Regions from separate parts of the Homo sapiens genome. Here regions 1 and 3 are each linked to region 2. A link is a loop called in an ENCODE intact Hi-C map of the cell type or tissue named here. Cell type or tissue: gastrocnemius medialis. All regions are shown on one strand. Links, peaks and the distances in the headings refer to the core of each region. The heading gives the core; the rest is flanking DNA.

What was found. Hi-C counts contacts between places; a loop is a spot of excess contacts. Peaks named below come from ENCODE experiments on the same cell type or tissue, not always from the same donor. Only the 100,000 strongest peaks of a DNase experiment are listed, where the experiment ranks them.
Region 1: it touches region 2 in a loop (14-fold over the local background); 57 of 110 quality-filtered maps call a loop at or near these places.
Region 3: a loop joins it to region 2, with 9 times the contacts of the local background. A loop is called at or near these places in 42 of 110 quality-filtered maps.

What each region holds. Positions count from the first base shown.
Region 1 is chr14:78,443,625-78,454,568 of GRCh38, forward strand. The region is part of intron 4 of NRXN3 (neurexin 3); the gene reads left to right. Among named protein-coding and RNA genes, the nearest start is that of NRXN3-AS2, 260 kb to the right of the region's middle. RefSeq lists an enhancer at 5,102-5,291. In gastrocnemius medialis, for the core only: a CTCF peak has its summit at 5,040 (motif pointing right); a DNase peak (open chromatin) is centred at 5,057.
Region 2 is chr14:78,560,611-78,571,554 of GRCh38, forward strand. The region is part of intron 4 of NRXN3 (neurexin 3); the gene reads left to right. Among named protein-coding and RNA genes, the nearest start is that of NRXN3-AS2, 140 kb to the right of the region's middle. In gastrocnemius medialis, for the core only: a CTCF peak has its summit at 6,139 (motif pointing left); a DNase peak (open chromatin) is centred at 6,131; H3K4me3 peaks cover 754 bases; H3K27ac peaks cover 410 bases.
Region 3 is chr14:78,017,022-78,027,965 of GRCh38, forward strand. No RefSeq gene overlaps it. Among named protein-coding and RNA genes, the nearest start is that of NRXN3, 150 kb to the right of the region's middle. In gastrocnemius medialis, for the core only: no CTCF peak of the experiment used is centred there; a DNase peak (open chromatin) is centred at 5,145.

The sequences.
Region 1 (10,944 bases), core at 2,829-7,828, 120 kb before region 2:
AACAGACATAGGTTCATATTCAACTCTGCTACTTAATATCCATATTGGTTTGAGTTATTTAACCTTGACAATCCACACTGTAAAATGGGTAAATAATAAATACCCTCCTCTCAGAAGTGTTACAAAGTTTATATGAAATAATGTGCTTAAAAAGCTGGGTACATAGTAGGAGCTTAGTCATTGTTTATTTTCTCCCTCATACCCATACATGATTCATTCTACTGTTAAAATTATGCTTCTATTGTAACCACACTGTCATCAGGGAACAGTTAGTAGCATTAGGTTGGTGCAAAAGTAATTGTGTTTTTTTGTCATTACTTTTAAAGGCAAAAACAGCAATGACTTTTTCACCAACCTAATAGTTTTGTCACATTGTCCTCTAGTAATGATGCCCTTTTTGCAAAGGGGAAGCCAAGGGCTTGAAGAGAGGAACTGAAATATTAAGATTTCACATCAAATCAGAGTTAGGGCTTAAATAGAAGTAAAGGCACTCATTTTCCCACTTTAGTGGGAAGGGAAATAAACCAACATTTATTGACCTCCTAATATAAGCCATGTCCTTCCCTCAAATATTTTATTCTCACAAGAACATGATGACATGAATAGTGATATTATCCCCATTTTACAGATGAGGAAACAGGCTTAGAGGATTTCAGTTGCTGTAGGTTACTTAGCAGAGAGGCTGCCCTCCTTCCCAGGGTTCCTGGCCCCAGGGTGCCCAGCTCCTGTGTTTTTCTGCTCCATCATGCGGCTTTCCTCGGAGTCCTGGGGAAAATACAGCTCAAGGAGGGTCCATGTGTAAGGATGAATCAAGAGGAGCATCTCATTATCACCCCTAGTTGTCAAAGAACAGAATCTACAGCCCCTTGTTGCTTGTTTCCTCCCAGTCATTCAGCTCTCAGGAGTGGAGTTAAGATGGAACCTGACTGGTAATGTAATGCAGGACCCAAGGTGTTTCCCATAGGTCATGTTGTTTATGGATCTGATGTCCATTATCATTTGAAGGAGTGTTTGGCCAGGCGCAGTGGCTCATGCCTGTAATCCCAGCACTTTGGGAGGCTGAGGCGGGTGGATGATCTGAGGTCAGGAGTTTGAGACCAGCTTGGCCAACATAGTGAAACTGCGTCTCTACTAAAAATACAAAATGAGCCGGGCCTCATGGTGGATACCTGTAATCCCAGCTACTCGGGAGGCTGAGGCAGAAGAACCACGTGAACCCGGGAGGCAGAGGTTGCAGTGAGCCGAGATCGCACCACTGCACTCCAGCCTGGGCAATAAGGGCAAAACTCTGTCTCAAAAAAAAAAAAAAAAAAAAAAAAAAAAAGGAGTGTTTGAGTAAGGGAGTAAGGCCACCCAAGATATTTAATACAAGGCAGGTTGTAAGTTTAAGTGAGTATAGTTGGAGTAAAAATAGAAGAAATTATATCTGTTCTTAAATTAAACTCCAGGGCTGTGTTTTGCGAACCAATTAACTAAAACTTGGAGTCATCCTGTTAGGCTTTGCTGAGCAGTGGAGGGACTTGTGGGGAAATGTGGTTGCAAAGGAGACAGGAGGGAAGCTGAGGAGGCTGAGGAGCCACAGATGAGCTAGGGAGATGCTTGCAGCATAGCACGTCTTCCTGTTTGGTTATTGGAAAACCTGGGTCCTAGTTCTTGATCTACTAGCTCTGCAGCATAGGAGTCATTATCTCTCCGGAACTCAGGTTGTAAAATAAAAAGGTCCAACCAGATGATATCTAGGGTTCCATTCAGATATAAGCGTGTGCTGTTTTTTGAATGTTAGTGCAGCCAGAGGGCCTGAAAAGTGACGGGGAGGCAGAGAGCCTTATCAGATAGAACAAGCAGCATTTCAGCAGGGTGCAGAAGGAGCTTTGGTGGCTGTCTCTGTATGTGCACTGGGTGGAGAAATGAGTGTGGGCATTGTGGTTGCATTAGGCCCCTCCCCATGTTCTCTGTTCTACAGTGCCTTGAGCACAGCTTTATTATCTTAAAGCATTTACCAAGTTCTAGTGTCTTTGGGCAGCAAGTCCCTCAACAGACTGTGAGCTCCATGATGGGAAAGACCAACTATTGTTCACTGTGATAGTTGAAAAAATGAATGCATCCAAATGCTTTTGGATTCCAGTTTCTCTAGAGATGTCTTTTATGTGTCATTTTTGTAGTTTGGTCTCTTCTCAATGGAATAATAGATACTAAATATCATATTAGGATGGGCAGGTGAAAGTGAGTCAGTGCTTGCAGAGATAGATGAACATTGGAAGCTGTTCTTGAGGTTCTGTTCAGAAAGCCTGCTCGCTCTTAGTCCCTTTCCTGCTTGTGGGAGAGTGGGGGTAAAGCTTCCCGGCAAAGTGTGAGTGGCAGGCAAGCCTAGCTATTCATTGGCTCACAGCTTCGGCATAGACCCCATGCCCATTGCTGGCCTATGGCAAGGCACAGCAAGCTTGACAGTGCGTGCACCTGACCTTGCCCATAACCATTAATCAGCCATCATGTCCACAGTCTTCCCCACTTCTATAAACTACTGGGACAGTCACTGGAGGAACTGTCATTTTTTAACTCAGCGCAAGTTTTGTTCGCTTTAGATTTTTGGGCTACTCCCACAATTTAGCCTATTCCCTCTCTTTTTTCCCCAAATTTTATTTTTATCTTGGTACCAGGTCAATGAGTTGAGTGGGGCCTGGGGAAGGATGATAAAAAAGACCAAAGATACACATGCAAGATGGGGGCGTGCTTATGAAACTGTCCACTGGACACCCACTATGTGCTTAACATTATGCTCTAGGCTTTTTTTTTTTTCCATTATAACATCATCATTTCCCGGATGCTTTCCTCATGGCCTCTCTATGTAAGGTATACTTCATACTTGCTATTATAGTTAAAGTTGATGACATAACATTTAAGTGTCTAGGCCAGGACCTGGCACAAAGTAAGAACTTAGTAGACATTAATTGATGTTGTTGCTACTGTGTTCACATTTGATAGTTTAAGGGTCTTCATGATATTCTGCAATGTAAAAGGAGAAAACAAACTTGGTTAGTTGGAGATAGTCCATCATTTGTAGAGCAGGATAAATATTGCTGATCATTAAATCATCTCAGACTTTAACAGGTGAAGAATGAGTAGCTGCCCTGGTTAAAGATCGCATTTGCCTCAACCTAAGTTGGGGCTCAGAAGGGGAGGGGAAGGTGTCTGTTCCAGTCTCTGATTTGTTTCTAAGTGATTTTTATTGCCATCACTTCTAGGTGTCTAAGTGATTTTTATTGCCATCAACTTCTAGTTCTCAGGATGCATGACATGGTCCCTCATTCCAGAATCCAGCCTCTGAGCTTTACTCGCCATTTAAAGAATGGTGTTGGGCCTGAGTGTTTCTGTCCATGGTGCTAAACACAGAACTCTGGGACTCAAAAGCAGATGGTACTACATGGTCACTCTCATCTCCATAGCCTGCGAGATGAGACTGCTGTGAAAAGAAGGCTGGTTTGGGAGTTAGGAGGTCTAGTACAGTTTCAATCACTTGCTGTGTTGCCTCAGGCAAACCACCTAACCTGTCTGTTGCAGTGTTCCCATTGGTAAAATCGAGTTGCTGCATTCTGTCATTCATATTTCAGAGTGCTGCTGATTTCTGTGTGAGTAAATGAGATAACAGATGCTAAAGTGGGATATGAATGCATAGTATGATTATGCTGCAATTGCCTCTCATTCTTTTAATCATACATTTTGACTGTATCGTTTTAATTTACGGAGGCACCCTAAGGCCTAATAACATATAATGCAGCATGCAGGAAATCAAACAAACAGATAAATGCACTGGAGGAAGAAAGAAATAACTTTTTTAATATGTTGTTTGCAAGTGGCTGTATGGCTGTAGAACCTGGGGTGTGTTTCTAAGAGGAAAGATAATGACCAGTGAGGGGCCAGCCCTTGTCTGGAAGGAGAGAAAAACTCATAAAATCTCATCACCACTCCAAGCCCCAAAGGGGAGACCCACTTTACTGTCACAGTCCTGAAATCTCAACATTAGCTTGATTTCCTTTTTTAGCTTGGTATTCCTTGTCCTTCACAGAATAGTTGCAATCTCCCTTTTTGAGTTAATCATGCTTGCTATGGCCTGAGATTTGAAAATGGAGTCTGTGGGTTTAAGTTCTTCTTTTCCTAGTTATAGAAACTTCATAAAGCAAGTGAGGCTCTTATAGCCTACCTTTCTTCATCTGTGAAATGGGCTCAGTAGTCATAATATCTCCATATGGGATGATTGAAAAGATACAGTTGTAAAAATGGGCCTTATAAAAATGTACCAGTAGTTGTCATTGTTATTCCCTGACATGCTCTGTTCAAAGTATTGCATGAGCAGGTTTTGCCTTTTCCCCATCCTGTGCCTTTGTGTGTTCTATTCTTTTTACTGGGTGTATCTTCTTCATCTCTTCTTTTAAAAATCTCACTCCTTTAAAGCACAGGTCAAATACTACCTTCTTTGACCTCCCCAACCATAATAATTTTTTCCTTTCTAGAACTCCTAGATAGTCTATCATCTTTACTGTTCAACTTATGATCTCCTTGCACGGTGGCATCTAGTTTAGTCATTTTTTTTACTTTCCTAAATAGATTATAAGACCCTGAAAGACGGCTACTTATCTAGCACAGTGTGTAGCACAGAGCAATTGCCCAATACCTGTTTTAATTGGAATGCAGGATGAATATTACACAGCACTCATGGCCTTAGGCTTTTGTAAAAATACAAGCGTTGCTGGAGGAGGTGACTCAATAGGTCATGGGTACTTGCATATGCATTAAGAACATTGGGTTTGGGTAGCCAAATGAAGGTGGAAAATCTGGAAAGAACAAGTTGAATAAAGAAGCAGGAGCTGCTAAAACACGTTTTTTTCACTGTAGCAGTTTTTCCTAGGCTAGTCCTGGTCTTGGAGGTGCTGTGAAACCAGTGTATTGACTTGGAAAGATCCCTTAGATCTCTGAACTGGGACAAGGGTTGCAATTCACGGACACCGGATGTTGTGCAATATTCAGGTCTGCCAGAAGGTGGCGCATTATCACTAATTTCATGGTCTGGCAGCTTTGCTCCTGGGGATCCCCAAAGTTGGTGTGGGCATTCTGATGGGTAGCTCTCCTCCGCATTTTGTGTGGTTCAGAGCTTCTCCCCTCTTATCCCCTCCCCTGCCTGCATTCCACTCAGCTTCTTTATGATGTATAAAGATGAAACTGACCCCAGTCTTCAGCCTGAAGAGTGCCTTCCATTGGGCTTCCACATTTGGGAAGGTTCCCGCTGAGATGGGACAGAAGTGTCTCAGCAGTCTCTCAGTTCCTGCGTAAGTTCAGAACCAACTCAAATCATGCTCTCTGCAGTGGAATCTCCCCACCCTGGGCGCGGAGAGAGTGAGCACTCGGTGCCTTTTTGGATAAACCAGGTAAAGAAGAAAACAAATTACTTTTTAGTACACTCCTTTATTCCTCATTCCCTCCGCAGCCTCCTATGACTTCTGATTTCTTGTCTGAACTTCAGGAACAGCACCTCTCTCTGTGTCTTCCTCATCTCACTCCTATATGGTGTTTCATTCTCTTTATGGTGTTATCACATTTATTTATTTATTTTTGAGATGGTGTCTCACTCTGTCACCTAGGTAGGAATATCGTGGCGCGATCTTGGCTCACCGTAACCTCCGCCTTTCAGGCTCAAGTAATTCTCATGTCTCAGCCTCCTGAGTACCTGGGACCACAGTCACAAGCCACCAGGCCTAGCTAATTTTTTGTATTTTTAGTAGAGATGGGGTTTCACCATGTTGGCCAGGCTGGTCTTGAACTCCTGGCCCCAAGTGATCCACCTGCCTTGGCCTCCCAAAGTGCTGGGATTACAGGCATGAGCCACCGCACCCAGCCTGTTATCACATTTATTATCTTACATTTTCACACAATATCTCTAAAATGTGCCACAGATATTTTTCTCTATTTTTTATTAGAGCGTTCACGTTTATATCACGCACCATTTAATTTGACCCTCACAGCAGCTATGAGAAGTTTTGGGGCATGAGCATTAATATCTCCATTGTACAGATGAAGACACACACAGGAAGAGTAAGTGATTTTCTCAGAAAGTATAAGATGTTCAAGAACCTGTTCATCTTGTTGCTAATGTACTTTACTCTTCTTCTCACTATGGATGATGCAAATAAGGCTCAAAAGGAAGATATGACTTATCCAACGTCCTAAAGTCAATGATGGTATAAATGGGGCTGGAATTAATATCTCTCGATTCTCAATTCAGTGTTCTTTGTATCCCACTAAGGAATCCTTCTCCATTCTCTAACAGACCATTGGCTATCTGTCTACCCAACTCATTTCCTATGTCTTCAAACTCTTAAGCACACGTCAATCAGCATTTGACAGAGGGTCCCAAAGGTGAATGCCTGAGGCATATGGAAAGCTCATCAGGAATTATTATTTTAAATTTAAAATGGATAAAACAAGCACTGGCAAGAAATCCATCAATCTGCTAGCAATGACTGTGCAAATGACTGGGTATAGGTATTAGAGGTGTACCGCAATATCTCTAATACTGTTACCCAGTCATTTGTACTGTTATTGTTAGCAGATTGAGAAAAGTGTTTTCATTTTTCTGTTTCTATGTTTTCAAAATTTTCTTCAGTGAGATTTTTAACTTTTATAATGGAAAATAAACATTACAAAGTGGAAAAAAATGTTTTGTGCCACAGGTTTGGGATGTGTTTGTGCAGCTGTGTGCATGGGAGTGGCTGTTGCCACATTGTGTTAAATGGGATGGAGGCTGGGTAGGGCAGGAACTGTGCTCCAGTCTTCTCCAAGGACAGGTCATTGTGTCATTCACTGGTTCCCATTCCTCCCCTAAAGCCCTGGCTGATGATTTTCGCACGCTTTACTTAATAACTTCCTCCCTACCTGGAGCCCGGTGGAATCCACAAAGCCATAAGCACACACCAGCCTGGTAGGTTGGGGCAGGTGGGAAGGAGCTCTGGGAGGCTGGGGCATCAGAACTTCACCCTCTCTGGTCAGAGCTGTGGGCTCCTGAGCTTCTCCCTCTGCCTGCTGTGGACTTATGTAACACATTCACAGGACTTCATTTTCCAGTAGATTGAAAGCAAAGCCGCTGTTGATTTTCTCCAAAATGATCTATTTGGAAGTGCAATTGCCTGGAATTACATGGTGGCGCGAGAGGTTAGACCTTGCTGTAAATAACTTTCCTCTCAGCCACACAGGGGCTCAGCTGGAAGCAGTGTCTGGGCTTTAGATGACGGTGTTTGGGGTGTGTGTGTGTGTGTGTGAGTGTGAATACATGTGTGCATGGTCTTGGGGCCTTTGCTCACCTTGCTACCACTTCTTCTACCTTTGGAGCTTTGCATCAGAATAAGGAATGAGGGCAGAGATGGGGAAGGATGGGGTTGTGCTTGTGGTTTCTTTTATCAGCTGGTTTATAGGGCCTGTCTCTGGCCACCTCTTCCCCTTATTGCTGCAGGGTCCTTGAGTCATGTGAGGTTGAGTAACTCAAGCACAGAGTGTGGAGTGGCACAAAGAACAAGCTTAAGAATTGGACGTTTCTGAGTTATAGCACCACATGTGCCCAATTACAACATACGGGACCTTAGACAATTGCTTACATCTATGACCTCCTGTGTCTTTATACATTAAAGCAAACAAACCTAAACCAAACAACTGGTATAAGGTGTGGGAGTTGAGAGTACCTACATTTCAGTATTGTTGCAAGAGTTAAAGGAAGTAATGCTGGAGAAATCACACTGCACAGTGTCTGACACTTGGTATGTGTTCTGTAAATTTAGTTCCATTCTGTGCCCTGCCTTGCCTTTCATGACAGATTGAAATTAAAAGCAAAAGCAATGGGCTTGGAACCAGGATGGCCTAATCCAAAGTTGTGAAACATGCAAAGTCTGGGGTGTTTCACTTCTTTCTATACTCCCTTCCCGTATAGATAGCCATAGCATACATACATGATTCCCCCAAAGAAAGACTGTAATAAACGAACTCTCACTGCAGCAGATGGGACTTAATGCTGTCTGCTCCTGGTGGGCATTTGTATTTTAAGAGTCCTGCGTAGGCACGTAGAGGACAATGTTTAACCCAAAGATGGCAGCATTTTATGCAGGATGGCATTTAGATGGCAGAGCTATTTTTAGATTAGAAAGTCTTACATTTACTCTGGCCATTCTTCAGACCAGCCTTATTTGCAGGCGTTAGAATGGGATTATGTGCTAGATCAAGTGGACATTTTTCTCAAAACTCACCTAGTGTTGTCCTTTTCACATTTCCCCATGAAATTTAGAAAATAATAGAATCTTATCAAATATGGACTACATCCTCAGGAGAAGACTTCCAGACAGTTCTGGAGAAGGCATCTAGCCGCCCACCTACCTAACATTTTTTGGAATCCTACACTGTAATATAATAAATATAGCTGACATTTATGAAATATTTTGCTAAATTTTTATGTGCATAATCTGAGTTAATTCTTACTACTTCCGGTGGTACTGATATTATGATGCCATTATTATAGCATATTGGCCAAGAGCAAAGATGCTGGAGCCAGGTTACTTGGCTCAAGTCTCAGCTCACCAGTCACTAGTAGTGTGCCCTAAGGCAAGCTGATTCTCTGTGGCTTGATCTTCTTATATTTAAAGGAGGAATATAATAGTACTACTTCATAAGGCTGTTTGGGGCATTAAGTGATTCAATGTACATAAAGTGCTTAGAAGAATGTCTGGCTATTATTATCACCATTAAACATCTGAGAAAATTGTGGATGAGGGGAAGGGAAGTGATTTTCCCAGTGACACCCAGATGGTGACAGATCCAGGTCAAGATTTCATGCCTTAGGACTCCCAGCCTAGTGCTTTTTTCTTGGTATGAGGAATATGTGGAGGATCTTTAATTTTTCCCACATTATTATCTCTCAAGGCAGCTGTCAGTCATAAGTAACAGCATTTCAGAATGGCTGAAAATCTAGATGAGAACAATTGAAAAGGTGAGAGCTTGTTTAATTAAACTAGTTCCTGAAAGCATGTAAAAAGAAGTTTTTTCATAAAGTGGTGCCAATTTGGGTGCCCACCCCAGCTTGGCAGTTGCAGCTTAAGCACTAGTTAGTGGGCTTATTAATCAATGGCATCAGAGCCAACATCCAGGCTACAGCTAGCCTTCTAGAGAGGTGGTGCTGCCAGGTGCAATCCCAAGATGAGAGTCAACTTGTATGATAAGCATAGGTCAAGCTCTGAGTTTTCATTAGAAAAAAAATAAGTGGCTACTTCATAAAATATGTTAATTAACCATTGATGGAGTTGGGATAGAATGCGAAAGTTACATTTTCTTTAGAAAGTATAAAAACCCTTTAGAGTTTTTATTTCCTAAAGTGACCCAGAACAAGCCTTCAATAGACCAAGTCCAATAATGCCTCATGTGTTTCAGAGGGAGAGGGTGGGCCAGATGAGGAGGGTGGTCACCAGGAGTTCTCCTTTGTCCTCCTCCCATTTCTCTTGACCTCTCTTGTCATAATGGCTACAGTTCCACTGTTAGGGATGTATTATTTTGGGCATTGATAGTGTTTAAAGAGAAATTTAATTTCCAACATCTCCAAGAGACAACAAAATTATATAGCATCTTATATGGAACTCTCTTCCTCCCTGTTCAGATGCAGCAGCCAACTAGGACCATGCGGCCAACTAAGAACTGGAAAATAAGGCAAGGTGCCTTGGGAGGAGAAAGGGTGGATGATATATGCCGATTGACCATTTTGCTAAAGCCCAGGTCTACTTTATGCCATTTTGCTCTGCAAAGTGCTGCTGGAAGAAGTTCTGTTTGGAATTAAGTTAGAACAGGGAGCTCTGATCCAACATAAGAGAGCATCCCACTCAACCAAGATAATTAAGAGTTTGTCCTTTCTTCATTCCTTTTTCCAGCATAAGAAAGAGCATCCTACTTGTTTTGGATTGAATTTTATCCTCTCAAAAGATGTTGAAATTCTAACTCCCAGAACTTGTAAATGTGACCTTATTTGGGTCTTTGTAGATGATCGAGTTAACGTGAGGTCATTAGGGTGGGCCCTAATCCAATGAGTATGTTCTCATAAAAAGGGGACATTTGGACACAGAAACAGACACATATACACAGGGAGAATGCCATGTGAACATGAAGGCAGAGATCCAAGTGATACATCTACAAGCCAAAGATTGCCAGCAAATGACCAGAAACTAAAAAAGAGGCATGAAACAGACTCTCCCTTAGAGTCCTCGGAAATAACCAGCTCTGAAAACACTTGATCACAGTCTTTTAGTCTCCAGAACTGCGAGACAATGAATTTCTGTTGTTTATATCACCTGCTTTGTCGTACTTTGTTGCCCTAAAAAACTAATACACCACTGAACCAAGATAATTAAGAGCTTATGTCCTCTCCTTTCCTTCTTTCAGTAAATATTAGATGAGAGTCTACTGTGTGCCAGGCACAATACCAGATCCTGAGAACAATATCTTAGATAAGATCTTTGCTTTTAAGGAGTTCATAGACTATCAGGGATACGGATAAGTAAGCAGGCCATTACTGGCTGTATGATAGGTATTTCATGTCTTTTTTCCCCTCTAGACCACTAGCTCTCAACCTTCACCATACTCTAGCTTCTCCTGATAACTTAAAAAAAAAAACCTATGTCCAAGCCCCATTCCCAGGCATTTTGATTTAGGTACCCTGTGGTGGGAACAAGGCTTTGGTATTTTATGAATCTTCCTAAGAAATCCCAAAAGGCTGTTATTGATGAAAACCACTGTTTTCAAATATACCCATCATCAGGGCCCCAGTCCACACTAATAAAGTTGGAATGGTAATGATATTTTTTAGAAAGCTTCCCAGGTGATTCTAATGTGTAGCCAGGTTTGAGAACTGCTGTCTCTCCTGAGAGGTAG
Region 2 (10,944 bases), core at 3,169-8,168:
AGCCAGCTGGATTAGAGGGCCACCTCTCTTGAATCATTCAGAAGCTGAAGTGCAGGCTCTGGGATGGAGAGTTTCTCAATATGCCAAAGCTATTGGAATGCAGGCAGGTCTGGAGACACTTAGCTGGAACCTGGGGGAAAAGAGTGTTCAAGATAACTTCATAGAGGAAATTCCCTACCGCTTTTGGCTTTAAAGGATAATCATTGGTTCTTGCTGGTCTTGTACTACTATTTCCTGAGCTACTCTGAAATAGAATTGCTTTTAGGTTTCAGGTCTTCATTTATAGAGCTATATCCCTAAAAGATTAGATACGTCTCAGGGATGTTTTTCAGGATGCTTTTTCGCATCATGGTGATTGTATTAGTCAGGTTAGACTTGATTATGCTGCAGTAATACATTACTTCCCAAATTTTAGTGACTTAGAACAGCATAGCTTTACTTCTTATTCATATTACATGTTTAACACTGGGTAACAGTGGGGCTATGCTTATCTTGGACGTTCAGGGACCTATACGCTCAGAAGCTTGGCTGCTTTTTGATGTGACCATCTCGACATGAGTCTTTAGGGTTTTCTACAGCAGAGAAAGAACAAGAAATAAATTGTCTCTTAAATGTTCTTACCATTTTCATTGGCCAAAGCAGGTCACATGATCATGCTTACCTATAACTTTGTAGAGAACTGTAATTTTTCTGTCTTCTCAGAGAGAAAAGAGGACTGGAAATGACAGAGAATATGAATAACATATACCACAGTTTCATTGGGCATGAGAAAATGGTGATACTTTGATAGATCTCAGAAAATTACATACACTCAGCACCATATACATGCCCTTGAAGAGAAGAGACCATAGACTCTTAAAAATGTAAGTATCTCAGAGGAGATTTTGGCCAGTGAATCCAAATTATACAGCTTGGAAGTCTACAGGTTTATGCCATAGGGGACACAGAGGGGAAAATGAGGAACTAAGATGGGAATCTTGCCCACACATCTCCTTCAAACAGGGCAGTATAGGAAAGCATATACTTCCAAAATGATATGATTTTCAGTCCTACTCTACCTCGAACACTCTTCCTGGAACATACTCCAATTTGTCATCGGCTCCTCTTAAATTCAGCACTCAGTCATGAAAATGTTCTTTCATACCTGGTCTCATCAGTGTAGAGGCCAGAAGACCTGTTGGTTTTCCTTGCTTTGGATTTGTTATTTTGGCAATTAACGTTTCTGACAATCATACTATACCTTTGACTCATTATAAGCCTCATGTGGGTTTCTCTACTCCAAGGAGGCATAGGAGTTTAAAATAGGAAAACAGTAGTACGTTGTGATGGATTGTATTTTTCAAAGAAAGTCACAATAATATTTCCCATCCCATGCACTCTTCTGCAATGTATCCTTGACATTCTGTCATCAAGATTAAGAGGTAGACTCTCTCTCTACCCTCTTGAATGTGGATAGGCCCTATGATGGCTTCGATCAATAAAATATGGTGGTTTAACGCTGAGGCAGGTGGGGCACGATGTCTCACGCCTGTAATCCCAGCACTTTGGGAGGCCGAGGTGGGTGGATCATGAGGTCAGGAGATTGAGAACATCCTGGCCAACATGATGAAACCCAGTCTTTACTAAAAATACAAAAATTAGTCAGGTGTGGTGGCACACCCCTGTAGTCCCGGCTACTCAGGAGGCTGAGGCAGAGGAATCGCTTGAACCCAGAAGGCGGAGGTTTCAGTGACCCAAGATCGCGCCACTGCACTCCAGCCTGGTGACAGAGTGAGACTTATATCTCAAAAAAAAAAAAAAAAAAAAAAAAAGTGCTGAGGCAGTGAGGCAGCTCTGGAAATAGCCCTTAACTGGCTTGGCAGCTTCTGTTTTCTGACTCTTAGAAGCCAGTTGCCATGTAAGTAATGTGACTACCAAAAAATGACCACACTGTGAGAAGCCCAAGTGTGGTGGAGAGGCCTTGGGGAAAGAGATAACCCATGAGGCAAGAAAGAGGCCCAGGAGGTCCCAGGCATGGGAATGAAGAAACCAGCTTGCACATCCTGCCCAGGCTACAATGGACTGTAACCACATGAGAGGTTCCAAGATTAAACCACTCAATTGACCCCAGCCAACTCATAGCACCATGAGAAATAACATTGTTTTAAGCCACTATATTTTGGAATAGTTTTCTTAAAAATATAAAGTGATAGATAACCATAATAGAAATTTGTGCTAGAGGAAAATCCTTAAGACTCTTGAAAGCCATTTTGTCTAACAAAGAGTGTAAATAAGATATGGCCTTAACGATCCTAAGTAATTTTTCTAGTTAAGAAATAACTGTAATCAGTTGAGTGTTTTTCCACTTTATGTGACTTCAGTTGAGGCTGCAATCATTTGGTGTCTGGATGAGATGGGACATCCAAGGTACCTCATTCACATAAATAGCTGGCAGTTGATGAGATAACTCAGCCAGAGAGAACCTATGCATGATCTCTCCATGTGACCAAGGCTTCTCACAGGATGGCAACTGGGTTCCAAGAAGGGCTATCTGAAGAAAAACTATTCTTAGAAAACCAGGCAGAAAAAATAAAATTTCTTATGACCTAGCTTCAGGAGTCATTCATTGTCACTTTTGCTATATTTTGTTGATCAAAAGCAAGGCAAAGGGCTCTCCAATATTCATCGATTAGGGGACTACACAAAGGGAAATATTAGGAGTCATGGTTTATTGGGGGGCTATCTTTGGAGACAAGCTACCTTGATGGATAGAGAAATGATAACGGAAATAGGTTTGATGAAAAACGTGGTTAATCTGAATTGCAGTAGGTCTGATGGTTGGTTGGCAAGTTGTCCTTATTCTGGTGTATGGGTGAAGGGAATAAGCAGTGAGTTAGCTCTTACCTAGATCCATCCCCTAGAAAGTAACTGTGTCCAGTTATCAATGGGCAGGGCTTGCTGGGCGTTAAGCACAGGTAACCTCTAGTCTTTTACTATGTTTCTGCGACAGTGGCATAAAACAGCTTTTTAATGAGACCTACTGAGATGCACTGACAGATCTCTTCCTTTCCTTTTGTGTCTAGCCCATCCACCTTCATGTAAATGATTTATCAAGAAATAAGACCTAGGATTTTGAGATGGGTACATAAGAGCAAAAGAGAACTAGGATGAGATCATTCTCTTTTGCCTGCCCTTCAGCATTCTCAATGCAAGCAGGTTGGGGTTCTAAAGGAAGAGCAGGGATGACTGGAACCCTATAGCAGTGAGTCTGAGGAATGGGATCATGGGGGACCCAGAAGGAGGAAGCAGAACTGGAAGATGTTTCCATTCTGTGAAAGTGGCTTTTGGCTTTGAGGCAGCAACAGTAATATTTCATGTCTTCCGTGGTGTCTCCTACCTTTAAATGTCAGTCTCTGCAGCTGCCTTATCTCCTGTAGCACATTTCAATTAGGTATTCCAAATTATACTCTTTTCTTCCAGGACAAATATGCCAGAGGTGATATTTACTGTTACAGCAGCATTTAAAATACTTAGGGGGAAAAAATCCTAGTGAATAGCAATTTCTCCCTTATAATAATAATAAAGCACAATAATAATGGAGAGAGGAGGTGAATTCTGGCTTTGATGCCAATAACTGGCTGACTTAAAGTGAACATCTTTTGTCTCCGCCCTCTTTTGTCCCCCTCCTCCTATTCCCGCCTCAGTGTGAAGGTTATAGTGTTTGGCTCTGTCAAGAGCAACCTCACACATCTTCTTCACTGGAGGCTCACAAATGCTCCTCAGAATGTCTATTTAACTATCTCTAGGTAGGACTGGGCTCTGACTGGGCTCCTACTTCACCCATTACCTGTTTCTTCCTTTGTCCTGAGAATGTTTGCATGAAGCCAGAATCTCTGTTTGTTTAGAAATTTACCAGGCACCACTGCTTACTCCTCACCTATGGGACATTGTAGGTCCTGATGGAACACCCCGGCCTCCTCTCTAGGAGGTATATGGGTTAGAAACTTATGTATTGTACCTTTCCTTCTTGGAATCAAGTCCTTGGCCTGGTAATGAAGGTCCTTCGATCTGGTCTGCATTTTCCAGCTCCATCTCCTACTAATCTTTATATCCTTATCTACTGTTTCCCTAGGCTGTTGTCTTCACGGCCGCCATGGTAGGTTTTGCCTATCATCCCAAACCTTGTGCAGGCCTACCACAGTACTTGACATATGGTGGGGGTCTCAGTCAGTATTCTCCCCTATATTTAGAACCCTTCCACTAGATCTTGTCTTCATATTTTTGATTCCTGCTCAGGGATCAGATTATGTTCCATGTCCTCCACTGAGCCTTTTCTGACCTCCTCAGCGCACTCAGTGCCGTTCCCTCTCTGAATTTCTAAAGTGCTCAGCAGCAGCAGCACTCATTTGGCACTTGGTATATACTATCTTATGCTATTTTGTATGACCATATGTTGTCTATACAACTACATTATAAGCACCTGATAGGGATAACTGTGCCCTGTGTGTTTTTCCTATCCCTTTGATTCTAAGATAGTTCCTTGAACATTGAAGATGCTCAGTTAATATTCATTTATTAAGTAGATAGATCAAGGAGTAAATGAAAGCAAGGATCCTAAGAAGCCTGCCTTTTGGTGCCAATCTATTCAATTTGGAATTCACAAACTTACCTAAAACAAGGCCTTTCAATTTCCTGTTTCCCCTGTAAACAGAGCTCTACCACCAGGATTTCTCAGAAGCTCTTTCTCCACACTGAACCCTAAAACTGAAGGTTCAGGTAGAGAGCTTTTCCAGTGTGAGAGAATTTTTAAAGCATCTGGGGTTTGGCACATCCAGTGCTTTGAAAATCAAGGTGTCTTGATCATTGGGTGAAGGGGATTAGAACAGCAGGCTGTGTTTTCAAGTTCAAGTCCATAAGCAGACAGGAATAGAATCCCACAAGAGTTTGTTCTGTCTCTGCCATTTACTAGTTAATCTCTCTATGCCTCAATTTCCCCATTTGTAAAATGGATTTAATAATGGCTGTCTACCTTATAAGGTTGCTATGAGGTGCCAGTGTGATAATAAACGTAAAAGTACTTTGAATATTGCAAAACACTGTATGAATGTCAGGAATTAGGCAGGCAACAACTATTTCTTGGGGGTTTGTTCTGCATGTAGCCCTGCACTATGTGTAGATAGAGGCCTCTGTACATTACAGAAGACTGGCAGAGGCATTGGGGATTCATCATGGCTGGAATTCTGGTTCTCAGATAGATGAAAGCTGGAAAAAGTATTATAGCCTAGCAATCACATCTGAAAGGTTGGCAGCAACAATTGAGTCAGAGAAGACGGGAGGTGAAGTATTGGCAAAAATTTGACCCTGGTCATTCTTTGAACACTTCAGATTTCCACAGATTCTATCCCTTTAACATTTCTGAACGTTATGATTTTGCTTCCTCCCCACACTGGCAGCTCTGCCTCAATGAAACCGTGTTGCTTTTTTGGTTGATCAATTGTGCCCAACTTCCTGATCATACTTGTCCTGAGAGCCTGTGTTAAGCTCATGCCGGCTCTCCCACCCCGCCCCCAACGCCGGCCAAAAAAAAGACTCTCTAAAAACAGGTGCCCCCGATGATCTCACACTGCTGCTGGCATTGGCAGCAGCCCAGAAGGGCCAAATGGTGACTTCAGGTCCAGGGAGGCTACTGTCCTCAGCTCTGTTTTCATGTAAATGTCGCTCCTGCTGAAAGGAAGTGGATGCAAAAAAATATCTGCTATGGAAGCAGAACTACCCCAGACTAAAATGTTGGTTTTTTTTTTTTTCTCTCCCCCTTTTCTTTTCCTTCAAGTTTTCCATGTGGCATCAGCAGCTGAGTAAGGGAAAGCTAAGAGGTTTAAGTGTGCTGGGGCTGGGTGGGCTAGATTAATAACCCAAAGCCTTCCAAGCTGGCGGTGCTGGGTGAGACAGGCCAACCAGAAAGCGTTAGGTTATGGGGAGCCCTGGCCACAGAGCCAGACCCTACCAGGGTGGAAGGTGAAGGAGCAGCGAGCTCTGCGTGCTTGCCCCGAGCCCCCACCTTCCTTCCTTCCTCCTCCCTCTGGTTTCTTTCCTCCCATTTTATCGAGTCCCTCTGAGATGGCTGCGCACCAGTGGCTCCAGCCTCTGACCGTTGCTGCCCTCTGCTGGGAAGAAAGCTTTACTCGGTGTGGAAAGTGCTAAGCTCTACCAGGGACCAGCTTAATGCAGACCAAGTCCACAGTCTGTGGCTAGTGTGTGATTTGGCCCAGAGGAAGGAAGGACAATTCAGAAAACCCTTGCACCACAGTGTTTCCCTAGTGGTTTCAGGTGGGGGCAGGACTTTGGAATCTATTAGGGAAGGATTGCTTGAATCCTCAGAGTTCTCTGTTCAAGAGGAACATCCCTGGGAGAGGAGCCTCCTGGCTCCTCTTTACCTGGGTCAGACATGATGTATGGAGACTCCACCATGGATGACCCTTAAATATGATGGATGGCTTTAGTTACAGGACACAATTCTTTCTCAAGGGAAGGTGACCAAAAGAAGTTGGGTCTTGAAGGGGCTGCAGGATGGGCCTGGAAGTCTCTTGGCTCTAAAGGAACCATCATAGAATGGGGATTCTGAGCAACCAGGAAGCAGCAGAAAAATATGCAAAGCCAGATGGGAGTGGGGAATATTGCCCATTAATGGGCAAGAGTACATAGAAAGGTAGATAATAAACTGGCTTCACCACTTCTCAACTTTCCCCAGAGCTGGCTGTGCCAGTAAACTGTGCTCAGCTGGCTTTGGATGAGAGAAGGACAAGAGGGTGCCTATCTCCAGCATGGCTGTGGGGTCGCCCTGCTCCATCTCTGGATCTTCAGCCTAGAGTGCAGCCCAGCCAAACAAGAGCGATGACCTCACTGACCACATGTAATTCTGCTTGAGGGATTTATTTTCTTCCATGAGCTCCTGCCAAGACTCTTGGTTAAAGCTAATGGGGCTCCCCCAGCCAGTGAGTGTCTCCTAGTTATATGTGTAAACAACGCCAGGCAGGAAATAGGTTTCCTGTTCTTAATGGGCTTGTTAAACCTCTTATCGAGTGGGGTTTAAATGGCTTTATTATGAATAATAATAATAGTAAATAAACATTATTATTATTAGTAGTAGAAAAATTATGATGTCAGCCCTGACTACCCCTTCTCATTTTAATCTTGCCAACGTGGAGGTCTTTGGCCTCTAAGTGCACAGGAATATGGTGAGTGACACTGGGACTTATAACTGGAGAAGATGGCAGAATTCATCTTCGTTGCCTGCAGCTTTCCAATCCTGAGCCCTTTTCCACTTTCATCGTGTTTCCATCTCCATCATTCCTTTCATTCAGGGTTTTCATGATCTTATTCTATCAGAGAAGATAGAACTACACATCCCTCTCCTTCTCAGTTTTATTTAGCATTGAAAGCCATGGACAGAGGTTCTGAGGTTAAATTGAGGTATCGGGTAGAGGGGATTTTGGAGAGAGCAGTGGATGCTGGTAGGGGAGCTCAGTTGGAAGTGGGGCTCATGTTCTGATCTTCAGTGCCGAATGTCTGTGTCCCTCCCTCAGATTTACATGTTGAAACGTAATCACCAATGTGATGGTATTAGGAGGGGGGCCTTTTGGGAGGTTAGTAAGTCATGAGTGCTTTGGGATTAGTGCTCTTATAAAATAGGCCCAAGGGAGCTTGTTCACCCCTTCCACCATGGAAAGACAGAAGAAGAACTAGAAGCCACCATCTATGAACCAGGAGGTAGCCCTCACCTGATGCCAAATCTTCCAGCACCTTAATCTTGGACTTCCAAGCCCCCAGAATTGTCAGATACAAATTTTTGTTGTTTATAAGCTACCCAGTTTATGGCATTTTGTTGTAGCCACCTGAACAGATTGAGATATCCAGTTTATAGCTGGAACTGGAGGTATACCAGGTATCCCAGACTTTGGTAATTTATGTATCAGGTTCACTATTTTCACCATAACTCCCTACAACAGTATTGATTTTCTTTACACCGATTATCTTGTTTGACTTAAGTAGATTTGGCATCATCTTACAAGCAATATGTCTTTGAAATCCTGGGTTCAATGTGTTAGCCAGGTTTTTTACTGACTGCATATTGAAATGAATATCTAAGAGCTAAATATTTTTTCCTAAAGTTCATCATGTGGCAAATGTGTCACACCCTCCAGGGAAAACATACCACAACATCTGGAGACACTGCTATAGGGTAGTGGTTCTTAAACTTTAGTGGGCATGAGAAACACTGGCAGAGCTTCTACCAGAAACACTGGTAGATAGCTGTGCTCTTCCCCAGAGAATCTGATTCAGCAGGTCTGTGGTGGGAAATATGACTTTGCAGGTTTTTTTTTTTTTTTTTTTTTTTTGAGACAGGGTCTCATTCTGTCACCCAGGCTGGAGTGCAGTGGCGCGGTCTTGGCTCACTGCCAGCTCTGCCTCCCAGGTTCACACCATTCTTCTGCCTCAGCCTCCTGAGTAGCTGGGACTACAGGCGCCAGCCACCACGCCTGGCTAATTTTTTGTATTTTTAGTAGAGATGGGGTTTCACCGTGTTAGCCAGGATGGTCTCGATCTCCTGATCTCAGGTGATCTTCCCGCCTCGGCCTCCCAAAGTGCTGGGATTGCAGGCATGAGCCACTGTGCCCGGCCTTTTCTTTATTTTTTGAGACAGAGTCTCATTCTGTCACCCAGGCTGGAGTGCAGCAGCGTGGTCTCGGCTCACTGCAAGCTCCGCCTCCCGGGTTCACGCCATTCTCCTGCCTCAGCCTTCTGAGTAGCTGGGACTACAGGTGCCCACTACCACGCCCAGCTAATTTTTTGTATTTTTAGTAGAGACGGGGTTTCACCATGTTAGCAAGGGTGGTCTCAATCTCCTGACCTCGTGATCCACCCATCTCGGCCTCCCAAAGTGCTGGGATTACAGGGGTGAGCCACCGCGTCCGGCCGCCTTTTATTTTTTTTTGAGATGGAGTCTCCCTCTGTCACCCAGGCTGGAGTGCAGTGGCACAATCTCAGCTCACTGCAACCTCCACCTTCTGGGTTCAAGCAATTCTGCTTCAGCCTTCAAGTAGCTGAGACTACAGGCACCCGCCCCCACACCCAGCTAATTTTTGTATTTTTAGTAGAGATGGGGTTTGACCATGCTGGCCAGGCTGGTCTCAAACTCCTGATCTCAAGTGATCTACCCGCCTCGGCCTCCCAAAGTGTCCAGAACTCCTAGACTCAAGCGATCCTCCTGCCTCAGCCTCCTGAGTAGCTGCGACTACGGGCTTGCACCCGGAAACTGCAGTTCTAACAGTTGCTCAAGAGATGTTGATATCCAGGGGCCACACTGGCAGTGGCACTGGCCTGGAGAATAAGGGCCTGTTCTCCATTTCCACATGTGAAAATTTCCTCATTTGAAAATGGGGATAATGTGTGCTGTATAAAATGAAATAATTTTTTCTTGGTGCCAATCTGTCTATGCAATGGAATGTTTGTGTCTCCCCAAAATTCACATGTGGAAGCCCTAACTGCCAATGTGATATTAGGAGATAGAGCCTTTGGGAGGTAATTAGATCATAAGGGTGAGGTCCTTAGAATGAAATCCATGCCCTTAGAAAAAGGACCCCAGAGAGTTCCCTCACCCTCTTTCTGCCATGTCAGGATACAATGAGAAGTAAGAAGTCTGCAGTACAGAAGAGGGCTATCACCAGAAGCTGACCATGCTGGCACCATAATCTTAGACTTCCAGAATGCAGTACTGTGAGAAATAAATTTCTATTGTTTATAAGCCACCCAGTCTATGGTACTTAGTTATAGAAGCCCAGATGGAGTAAGCCAACCTGTTTGGAGTGTTTTTGAGCTGTCATGCTTTTCAGGTTCAGCTTAAAGCTCAGATGGGAAATACAGGAACTTCTGCAGGTTAATTCTGGTTCTAAGTTCAAGTCCTAAGAATAAGCCCATTATGCAATTCTGGGTGGCCAAGCAGTTCTCCAGCAGCCCCCAGGAAGTATTCTATCTCACAGAATCCTGGCAAAAGGAGACAGTCTTCTCAGTCTGGTCAAGGGCTATGTTGAGTGTGAGGGAACAGAGGTGAATGTCCCTTGCTGTGCTCACCATGTTCTGAGAGACAGGCAGACAAAGCGTAATTTACAATTTGATTAAGTGATTGCATTGGTGACTTTTTAAAGCCGCCCAGTAGTTGAGCCCCCTTTCTGCATTTGGAAGTTTACCCGTATGAGTCTAAAAGGGAGACAGGGCCCTCATTCCATGACTGAGGCCCCCAAAGTCTAGTCTCACTTTCCTCAGTCTCAGTGAGCCACAGAAGCCAGGCTCAGTGTCTGGGAGGAGAAATCCTCTCTGATGGTGGCAGGGGTGGGGACAGCAGCCCCGCTGGGCCCTGTGGGGACAGTCCCAGCAGCAGACAGTCCCAGTTGGGCTTATCCTGTGATGTTGGCCTCACTGTCTTGGCAGCCTCTGGCATTTCTGTTCTCTGTTCATCTTCCACATATGGTTCTCAGGTTCACTCATCAAATCCCTTCCCATTTCACCCAATCAATAATGCTGAACTAATAATGGTTTTTAGAGCAGGGAAGTGGCACAATCACAACTTATTTTAAAGATAACTGACCACTCTCTGGAGCATGGATTGGAGGATGAGTGACTCAAGGTGGGGTGACTAGTGAGGAGGTGATGAAGGAGATGAGAGGAAAGAGGAAGAAACACTCACAGAGTAAACCTGGCCATATCTAATGACTGGAAGCCTGAGTTTCTCTTCAAACTCAGAAGAGAAAAATGAATTTATGGTTTTGGGCGCAGCTTTAGTTTTGTCTTTGGGGATGAGTATGTATTTTGTTGGGAAGGTGGATGCCCTGAAGCAGGGTTGGGAAACAAGATTAGAGGTTTTTGAATAAGACTGTGTTTGAATACAGCTTGGCTATGGTCTTCTCCATT
Region 3 (10,944 bases), core at 2,799-7,798, 540 kb before region 2:
CTTTTTTTTCTTTGTATCTCTCATCCAACTAATCAGGTTGTATCTATTTTATCTTCAAAACGTATCCCAAAATCTATCTACTTTTCTCCATCCCTACTATAGACCACTTTAGTCCATAATCCTATAAACTTTCCTCTGTCATTATAGATACTTCCTCTCTGTTTTCATTCTTGATCCAGTATAGTCAATTTTCAAAATGGCAGTCAGAATAATTTAAAAAACATTCCTTAGGTGGGAAACAAAAAGCTTAGACAACAAAATAAAAAATAGGTAAATTATACAAAAATTAAAACTGTGTTTTGTTTGTTTGTTTGAGACGGAGTCTTGCTCTGTTGCCCAAGCTGGAGTGTAGTGGCATGATCTTGGCTCACTGCAACCTCCACCTCCCAGGTTCAAGCGAGTCTCCTGCCTCAGCCTCCCAAGTTAGCTGGGACTACAGGTGCGTGGCACCACACCTGGCTAATTTTTTTATTTTTAGTAGAGACAGGGTTTCACCATGTTGGCCAGGCTGGTCTCGAACTCCTAACCTCAGGTGATCCTCCTGCCTCAGCCTCCCAAAGTGCTGGGATTATAAGTGTGAGCCATGGCACCTGGCCTAAAACTGTTAGTCATCAAAATAAACTGTCAACAGGGTGAAAACGCAACCCATGGAATGGGAAAAAATATTTGCAAACCATATATCTGATAAGGAGTTAATATCCAGAACATATAAATAACTCATACAACTCAAAAACAAAAAACCAACCTGATTAAAAAATGGGCAAAGGACTTGAATAGACATTTTTCCAAAGAAGATATACAAACAGTCAACAAGCACATAAAAAGCTGTCCAGCGTCACTAATCACTAGGGAAATACAATCAAAACCAGAGTGAGATACCATCTCACGCTCATTAGGATGGCTACGATAAAAAACCAACAACAACGGAAAATAACAAGTATTGTTGAGGATGTGGAGAAATTGGAACCCTTGTGAACTGCTGATGAGAATGTAAAATAGCCACTGTGGAAATCAGTCTGATCATTCCTCAAATAAATTAAAAGATAGATTCAGCAATTCAATTTCTGAGGATATACCCCAAATAATTGAGAGCAGGGATATGAACAGATAATTGTACACTCACATTCATAGCAACATCATTCATAATAGTCAAGAGGTGGAGGCAACCCAGGTGTTCGGTGAGAGGTGAATGGATAAACAAAGTGTGGTCTATACATCCAGTGGGATATTATTCAGCCTTGAAAAAGGAAGGACATTCTGTCACATGCTAAACATGGATGAACCTTGAAAACATTGTGAAATAAGCTGGTCACAAAAGGACAAATACTCTATGATTTCACTTATTTGAGATGCCTAGACTAGTAAAAATCACAGAGATGGAAAGTTAAAAGAGGATTGGGGGTGAAATGAGAATGAGGAGTTATTGTTTAATAGGTTACAGAGTTTCAGTTTTGCATGACAAAAAAAAAAGGTCTGCAGGTGGGTGATGGTGGTGGTTGCACAACACTGTGAAACGGCTTAATGCCATTGAACTGCACACTTAAAAATAGTTAAAATAGCAGATTTTGTTATGTATATTTTTACCACAGCTCAAAAAATAGCATAAAAAGTATTTCTCAAGGCATTTAAAATACATTGTAATATTTTCTTTTGAACTCGTCAACAATCTTGCAAAAAAGAAATGAATTCAAAGATTATGAAATAAATTATTGGCCTTTTATGGGCTTGCAAGGAACCATAACTGTTTTCAGACTATTATTCTAGATCCAGACCCTATTCTTTATTCAGAATATACTATAGCTAGTTAGCGCCTACTTATATTTAAATTATTTTCCCTGTCATATGAAGACTGACAATAGAAGTGTGCCTCATGGCTAATTAGTATTCCATTCTGAATATTTTGAGCTAAAACTTAGATTTTAAATTCCAAATTAAGTAATATTTGATATGTACAGTGGAATATATGTAAGTTATACATATATTAATATCTATAATATATGAATATATGCAAGTCATGAAAATATGTGTTATATAAGAATATACATTAGTCACAAGATATAATTATCTTCTAAAATGTAAGTCAGATCATTTCACTCCCTGATCAAAGCCTTCAAAGACTTCCAGTCTTAGTCCTTTCCCAGGTCTTTGGGCCCCGCAGGACCCTACTTGGCCTATCTTTCCAACCTCATCTCCTACTGTCTGTCTCCTGGTGCATTCTGCTCTGGCTATCTTGGCCTTCTTGTTTGTACTCAAACTTCCAAGTTGGTCCTGTCTCAGGGCCTTCATACTTGCCATCCCCTGGAATATTTTCCTTCTGAATATCTGAATATCTCATATCCTCCTCCAACTTGGTCTCTGCTCAAACGTCACTCCTCAGAGGGTCCTATCTTGACTGCTCTATCTAAAACAGACCCCTCCCTCCACTTCACACTCATCTCCCTCTACCTCCTTATTCTGCGTAACTTTCTTTTTGTACTTAAACTACACAAAGTTATATTACATACTTATCTCTCGTCTCCTTCTCATCCTTCATCTAACTTGTTTACCACAGTATCCCCAGCTCCAAGAAGAATGTCTGACACACTGATGACCTTCAATCAATGTTTTTGTTCAATGAATGAACTTAACAAGTGTTTATTGAATCCCTACTATGTGTCAGACACTGTGGAATTTGCTTTGGTGCCTGTGTGAAAGGTCATGCTATTGACTGAGACACTTTGGTTGTTTAGAGGGTTTGAGTTTGAGATACCTTGGGACTAGCAGGTGGAGATGGAGAAGGCAGTTGTTTTCCTGGCATGGAATTCAGGGGCTCTGAGAGATTGGTGAAGTATTAGTCCATTTTCACGCTGCTGATAAAGACACACCCGAAAATGGGAAATTTACAAAAGAAAGAGATTTAATTGGACTTATAGTTCCATGTGGCTGGAAACCTCACAATCATGGCAGAAGGCAAGGAGGAGCAAGTCATGTCTTACCTGGATGGCAGCAGGCAAAGAAAGGGAGAGCTTGTGCAGGGAAACTCCTTTTTTCCAAACTATCAGATCTCGTGAGACTTATTCACTATCATGAGAACAGCATGGAAAAGACTTGCCCCCATGATTCAATTACCTCCCACGGGGTTCCTCCCACAACACATGAGAATTCAAGATGAGATTTTGGTGGGGACACAGTCAAACCATATCAGATGGGAATGCATAATAGAACATAATAGAATTCTACACTGGGACTGACAACTGGTCTATCCATCCTGGGAGTCCATCTCGGATGGGCATTCAGGGGCATTGTAAGAAGAATGGTTATAGTGGTCCATAATAGGAACAGTAAGGTCCATCCTAAATGGAGCCTGTAGGTGATGTGGCTTTGGCAACTATGAGAACATCTCTGCTCCCAGAAACCACAGGCTTCTTCAGCTCCTTGGTGTTGGGAATTCCCTTAGAAGGGAAAGTGATTCACTTGGCCTCTAGAGAGAAATTAGGAAGACAGGCAGTCCCATGAGAAGGCCCCTTCACTTCAGGTTACAGAGACATCTAGACAACTCATACTGGAACTTTCCAGGACCCAGAATTGGGGGCTTTTGTCGGAGAGAGAATCTGAGGTCTAGGGCAAAGAGCAAGGGAAGTGGGAAGAAGGGCCCAGAAATTTCACATATAAATTTCCTAGATAAAAACTCCCCTTACATTTTTATGGTATTTTATTAAATATTGTATAAAAAGTCAGGTGCTCTTAAATTTAAATTCTACCTACTAATGACTTGTGGGATCTTTGGAAAATTTACTTCTGCAAATGTTCTCATTTGTGGGGTGCAGGTAATAATATAGTCCTTATGGGATTAAAGGAGATGGTGCACATAAAATGCTTAGCCCACTGCCAGCATGGACACATTCGGCCATTAGGCTCCTTCCCCATTTCCTTGACCTGATCTCATTTGAGCCTTATACAACTCTGGAAGATAGGTTTGGCAGCTATTGTTATCATTCCCATTTTACAGATTAAAAAACTGAGACCAGAGAGATTTATTCTCACTTTCTGAAAGTCAGAGCTTTAAAATAGGAGAGTTAGGATTTGAATTCAGGTCTTTGGTCCCATGTGGTCTTCTCACACCATGTTGTCCCCAGCTCCTTTCTGATGGTGTCAGAGGGTGTCATTTCTGGGGAAACGGAGTCTAATCACTTACTGCTTGGCCTGTACCTCGAAGCCGGGAAGATACTGCTACCTTTGCTTTGGTCATAATATACTTTCAGATAAAACATATAGAAGCAGAATATCTGAAAGCTGGCCAGGCATGGTGGCTCACGCCTTTAATCCCAGCACTTTGGGAGGCTGAGGTGGGCGGATCACCTGAGGTCAGGAGTGGGAGACCAGTTTGGCCAACATACTGAAATCTGTCTCTACTAAAAATACAAAAATTAGCGGGGCATGGTGGTGGGTGCCTGTAGTCCCAGCTACTGGGGAGGTTGAGGCAGGAGAATCACTTGAACCTGGTAGGTGGAGGTTGCAGTGAGCCGGGATCATGCCACTGCACTCCAGCCTGGGCAACAGAGTGAGACTCCATTTCACACACACACAAAAAGAATGTCTGAAAGCCAAACAATACACTTACATGTTATCAAGGGTATTCATCAAATTATATAAGCCCTAGTTACATCTTGCCTTTCAGATACCACATCTATTGCTCTATTTCTAGCACCCTAGAATGTCTTTAATTTCTCTTTTTGCCTTTACAGTTGAACACAGACTGGCTGGCTGGCTGGAGGAGCTGGGTGGCCAGTCAAGACTAATGATTCAACACTTTGGACAAGCCTGATGATATTCACCTTTGATTCCGTTGTCCTAAATTTGTAAGACTTTTTACCTTCTCACTTTCCTCTTTCTTTTCCCAGTTATTAAAAAAAATACAGCAAATTCAATACAATGTTAAGACAGTTGCCCAACTAAACATGGCTGTGCCGACAAGGATAGTGATCTTGTTGAATTTAATTGTCGAGTGGAGGCAGGGTCATCTTGTCATGGCTCAACTGAGTCTGCTAATTTCCAAGGCCTAAAAGGGGCCATGGGTGACAGTAGCATAGGGCAGTGAAGGTTGTGCAAAATTGCCCTGTAGTAGGTGTGACTTGGGTCATGAACTGTTGGTCCTAAACTCGTGTCTTGCCAGGAGGTGGCGCCCTTTCTCTGCCCAGTTGGTTGTGGCTCTTCATTACTGTGGGGAGGGAAAATGATGCGCTTCCTGTAGCTTGGGCAGCCATTTCAGAGGCTCTCAGATGCAGTGAACTGTGTTTCTTTCTTCTGAACAGTTACACAATTCCCGTAATGAGGGAAATTGCATGGGAATTCACTTCTTCAGCTGTCAGAGCCACTTCTCTGCCCAGGGTTAGGCTTGCTTCTCTCTTCCCTTTAGAGGTGCCGCTACCACCTCTATTTCTTTGAGTTTCTCTCCCCTTAGGATAAGCCGTGGGTTCCAGGAGAATAATCGTAACAGGATTATAATGAGGGTAGAATGGAAATGAAAAAAGAGGACAGGATGGCTGAGGGGGCTGCTTTTGGCAGTGCTTGCTTCTCTCTCTCCCTATTAGGAGCAGCTCTTCTGCCCTTATTCCTGGAGTAACAAAGTTGTCCTGTATTTCCACACACACAGCTCAATCCCCGCCAATGGCAATGGGAGTTGGAATCGCCTTGGGCTGCTAATTACCCTAAGCCCCTTTTGTTTTAGATGGATTGTGGGGAATCCAAGGTCTGAACTAAGAAGAAAGAGAAAGGGAAAAGAGAAAGAAAAACGGCTGGGTGCAGTGGCTCATGCTTGTATTCCTAACACTTTGGGAGGCCAGGGCAGGTAGATCACTTGAGCTCACGAGTTCGAGACCAGCCTGGGCAACATGGCGAGATTCTCATCTCTACAAAAAATATAAAAATTAGCTGGACATGGTGGTACAAACCTGTAATCCCAGCTACTCGGGGGCTGAGGTGGGAGAATCGCTGGAACCCAGGAGGCTGAGGTTGCAATGAGCTGAGATTGTGCCATTGCACTCCAGCCTCAGTGATAGAGTGAGACTCTGTCTCTCAGAAAAGAAAAGGAGGAAGAAAGGGGGAAGAGAAATGAAAATTAGAGAAGAAAATGTGGGAGAAAAAGACAGCCAAATAGTCATCAAAAAGAAAAAGGGACAGAGAGAGACATAGAGAAAGACAGAAAGAGACACGGGAGACCAAATGAGACATACACATGAGAGGGCCATTGATCTGGGGGAAGAACATTGGGTTTGCTTTTCATCTCATCTGCATCAAGCTCTGTGAAGTTGGAAAAGTCACGTGACTGTTCTGATCCTCAGTGTCCCCATATGAAAAATGGGAATAATTACACTTCACACCACTGTGATGTGGGCCAAATGGACCATATGGAGGAGATCTTTTGTAAGTGATCAAGTTCTAGTTAAATGATGTTACTTGATATCAACCAGACTTGAAGAGAGAGGATGTGTCCTGGCCCATGCTGAACCCTAGGGGTGGGGCATAGGTGCCCTCGGTAATCCAGGGAGAAGACCCCTGTCTTCTGCACCGCAATCCTATTTTCTCAGAAGATTTTTTAAGAGGGAAAGTTTCCTTGCCTCCAGCTCCTGGAAAGAGAGGCCTCCCCTGCCCTGGGTAGCAGTGGGGGTGGGTGGGTAGAGGTGCTTCTAGATTACTCTCTTCAAGAAATAACAGTTATAGCTAACATTTTATTAAGCTTACTATGTGCTAGGTGCTTTCCTAAGTGCGCTTTGTGGATTAACATTAAACCTCATAATGAAGTAGGTACTATTAATAGCTTCATTTTACAGATGTGGAAACTAAAGCAAAGAGAGATAAAAGGAAATTGCCTAAGGTCACACAAGAAGTGGCAGAGGAGATGAAAACCCAGGCCATCTGTTGCCAAGTCGCTCGTCCTAATCACTGTGCTATACTGCCTCTCCAGTTAGGCCCATGTCCCTCACTTTTCCATGTTCTGAGCAGGAAGCAGGAGGCTGCCTGCTGATCTGTTTTTTTTTTTTTTTGAGACAGGGTCTCACTCTGTCACCTGGGCTGGAGTACAGTGGCACAATCTTGGCTCATGGCAATGTCCGCCTCCTGGGTTCAAGTGATTCTCTTGCCTCAGGCTCCCAAGTAGCTGGGATTACAGGCATGCAACACCGCACCCGGCTAATTTTTGTACTTTTAGTAGAGACAGGGTTTCACCACGTTGGCCAGGCTGGTCTTGAACTCCTGACCTCAGGTGATCTGCCTGCCTTGGCCTCCCAAAGTGCTGGGATTACAGGCATGAGCCACTGTGCCTGGCCTCTGATCTGTTTCAATGGTGGGTCAGTCAGGGTTCTACTAGAGAAACAGAGGAAGGAGGATACACGAACCTCGTGACACCCCTGCTCCCTGCTGCTGCCTGCCTCCGCGTTTGCGCACATGCTCATACACACACGAATATCCATGTTGATTTCTCTATATCTTTCTGTTTCCAAGGAATTGGCTTACATAATTGTATTAATAGGTTCTGACTGAACAATCCCAAATCATGTAGGGCAGGTGGGCAGGCTGGAAGACTCTCAGGTGGAAGCTGTGCTGCAGGCTATAGGTGGAATTTCTTCTTCCTTGAGGACACTTCAGTTTTGCTGTCAGGACTTTCAACAGATTAGATGAAGCTCACCCATGTAATCAAGGCCAATCTTCTTTACTTAAAGTTGCCTGATCAGAGGTGTTAACTATTATATATCTACAAAATACCTTCACAGCGATATTTAGCCTGATCAGAGGTGTTAACTATTATATATCTACAAAATACCTTCACAGCAATATTTAGATTAGTGTTTGATTGGATAACCGAGTACTCCTACCTGTGTAAGTTGATACATAAAACTAACCACCATGATGGGAAGGGGAGAGTAAGAAAGGGGAAGGGCAAAATACCAGGAGTGGGCAGGCAATTTACTTCTTAGAATTTAATAGACTGAAAATATGTTCCTGCCCCTCTACAGACATGACTGACAGTGAGAACAGTCACATCACATAATTCACAAGGGAGTTCCTTGGAAATGCTTCACTATGAAATTGTGCACGAGAAGCTGTTCTATGGGCAGCTCTGCAAACTAGGTCTTCTGTTTGAGATTCATAATGCACATCACCACATTGAAAGCTCTGAGAAATCCCACAGCAAAGAAACTTGTTTATAGTTTCTAATTAGGCTTTTCCCAAACTCATTTGACCACGAAACCTTTCCTTTCTTTTCCCATGTAACATCCATCAACAGAGCATGCTTAGGCTAAGGCTGGCTTAATCTCCTCTCCCTAAAGCAATAGACCCAGTTCACCGGGATACTGCTGAGGCTTCACTGATAACATAAAAAGAACAATGCTTTCAATCATTCCTTACACATAAATGCTTCCTGCTTTCCTGGTGTTCATGGAAAGTACAAGATTGGCTGACACTAGAAAGTAGAATTCTGTGGCTTTTGTCTTGTGCATATTAAAGAAAAAAAACCCTTTTAAGAGATGAAGAATTCAAAACTATTTTCATCACATTTTGGAGCAAAATGGTCTCTAGGAAAGAGGTACTTTGCATATCACATGACATACTGCCAGCAGGTACCCTCAGGGGCATCAGAACCCTGTGGGAAAGATTAATCTTGCACACTTGGGAGCTGGTACCCCAGAGAGCAGGAAGCATTGATGCTAGTGACTGTGCCATTGATCTCATCAAACAACAAATTCTTCAGTTCATTCTCGAGTGTCTACTGGGAGCTAGGGCACAGTGAGTGCGTGTGTGTGTGTGTGTGTGTGTGTGTGTGTGTGTGTGTGTGTGTGTTGGGGGAGGAGGGGGTAGGCATGCACACAGGAATAAATAGCTAATGGTTTAAGTTAATGGACAATTTTTGTTAGGAGTTGATTTAGTAACACAGACCCCTGTGATGATAAATCTTATGTGTCAGCTTGACTGGGCCATGGAATATTCAGATGTTTGGTTAGACATTATTCTGGATGAGTCCCTCTGTGAAGGCGTTTCTGGAGGAGATGAACCTCTGAATTGGTAAACTGAATAAAGCAGATGGCCCTCTCCAATGTGGGTAGGCATCCTCCAATCCATTGAAGGGATGAACAGAATGAAAGGCTGAGGAAGAGAGGATCTGCTCTCTGTCTTGGAGCTGGGGCATGGGTTTTCTCCTGCATTTGGACTTGGGCTCAGATTTAGATTGGAACTTACACAATTATCTCTGCTAGTTCTCAGGCCTTTGGGCTTGGACTAAAACTTCCACTGTTGGCTCTCCTCGTTCCTGGGCCTTTGGATTTGTGCTAGAACTACCTTATCAGCTCTCCTGGGTCTCCAGCTTGCCGATACAGATCTTGGGACTTCTCAGCCTTCGTAACCAAGTAAGACAATATACATACCTATCCCCTGTTGGTTCTGTTTCTCTGAAGAACCCAGACTAATATAACCCCTCAAATAATAGTGTCTTAAATAGGACAAGGGCTTATTTCTCTCTCATGGAATAGCAATAGTCTGCTGCTAGGCAGACCAGAGCTGGAACAGAGCTCTAAGGTACAAGAAACCCATGTTTGGCCATTTCTAAGGCATTTCTTTCATCTGCATCATACAGAATACCTCAATACCATGTCCTTATTTCAGGCAGGAAGGAGGAGGAAATGGTGTCAAGAAGGGCATGTTCCCTCCCTTTAAGGACACAACTCAAAAGTTTTATTTATCACCTACTATACATCTCATTGGCCAGAACTTGGTCATATGGCCACATATAGCTTCAAGGAGGGGAGGCTGAGAAATGTAATCCCTATTCCAGGTGGCCATGAAACCCAGCCAAAAAACACAGGGTTCCTGTTATTCTGGAGAATGGGACAGTAGATTTTTGGGGACAGCTAACCCTGTCTTCCACAGGGTTATATAAAATGTAAAAAGATATTTATTAAGCCTGGACTGTTTCTAAGCAAGGGTGTACCACAAGCCTTTAGTTCTAGGGATTGGACTAGGGATTTAGATTCCAAGGGCTAAAAACCATGAGATGACATTTACACCTCTGAATGGATAGGAACCATCCCAGACTAAACATTTGAGATTGATACTCCTGACTGTTCCCAAAGTACCCCAAAACTTTTATTTTTAACGGCAACTTAACTTATTGCATTATAATTACTTCTGAGTGTGGATGTGCCTGCCTCCCCAATTATACTGTGCTCCTTTAGGGCGGGGACTCTGTTCTGCGTCTGACTCATGGTAGGCACTCAGTAAACACTGGCTGAATCCCAGGTGGGAAATTGTCATCTGGAAGAGTTGATTTGTAGGATGTTCTTGACACCCACTCCCATTCCCACTTCCACCTCCAAATGGTCCTGAACTCTGACCTTTCCTGGTGAATTAATAGGAAATTCTGCCAAGTTAATCCAAATAATATCTGGAAACTATATAACAGGAGTATCACTTCTGCCATATTTTATTCTTTGTGGCAGTCACAAAGTCCTTGCCAGTCTCAAGAAATGGAGTCTACCTCTTTGTGGGTGGTAGTGGTGGTGGTGGCCAGGTTCTAAATAGAGAATGTGGGAAATACAGTCGCAGCCATTTTTGGAAAACACGCTCTTCGCACACCACCTATCGAGCTCATTCAGAGGACAGAAGAGCAAGACTCCTGGATTCACCAAGGGCTTCTGGCAGGACGAGGCCAGCAGTCACATTCCTCTCTTTCCAGAGGGACCCAAGAAGAGCCAGGGGCTTTGGGAAAATCCCCGGCATCCCCTTGGCATCCAAGAAACAGCATGGGGTGGTGGAAATCCCCCTCGACTCAGAGTCAAGAGGATTGTGGTCTGATTCTTGTGTGATATAGGACATGCCACTTGACCCATTTGAGCCTCAGTTTCTTATGCCTGACAGATGAGATATTTGCATTAGATCAGTTGTTTTCCAATCTGTTGATAGCAGGGAATTCTT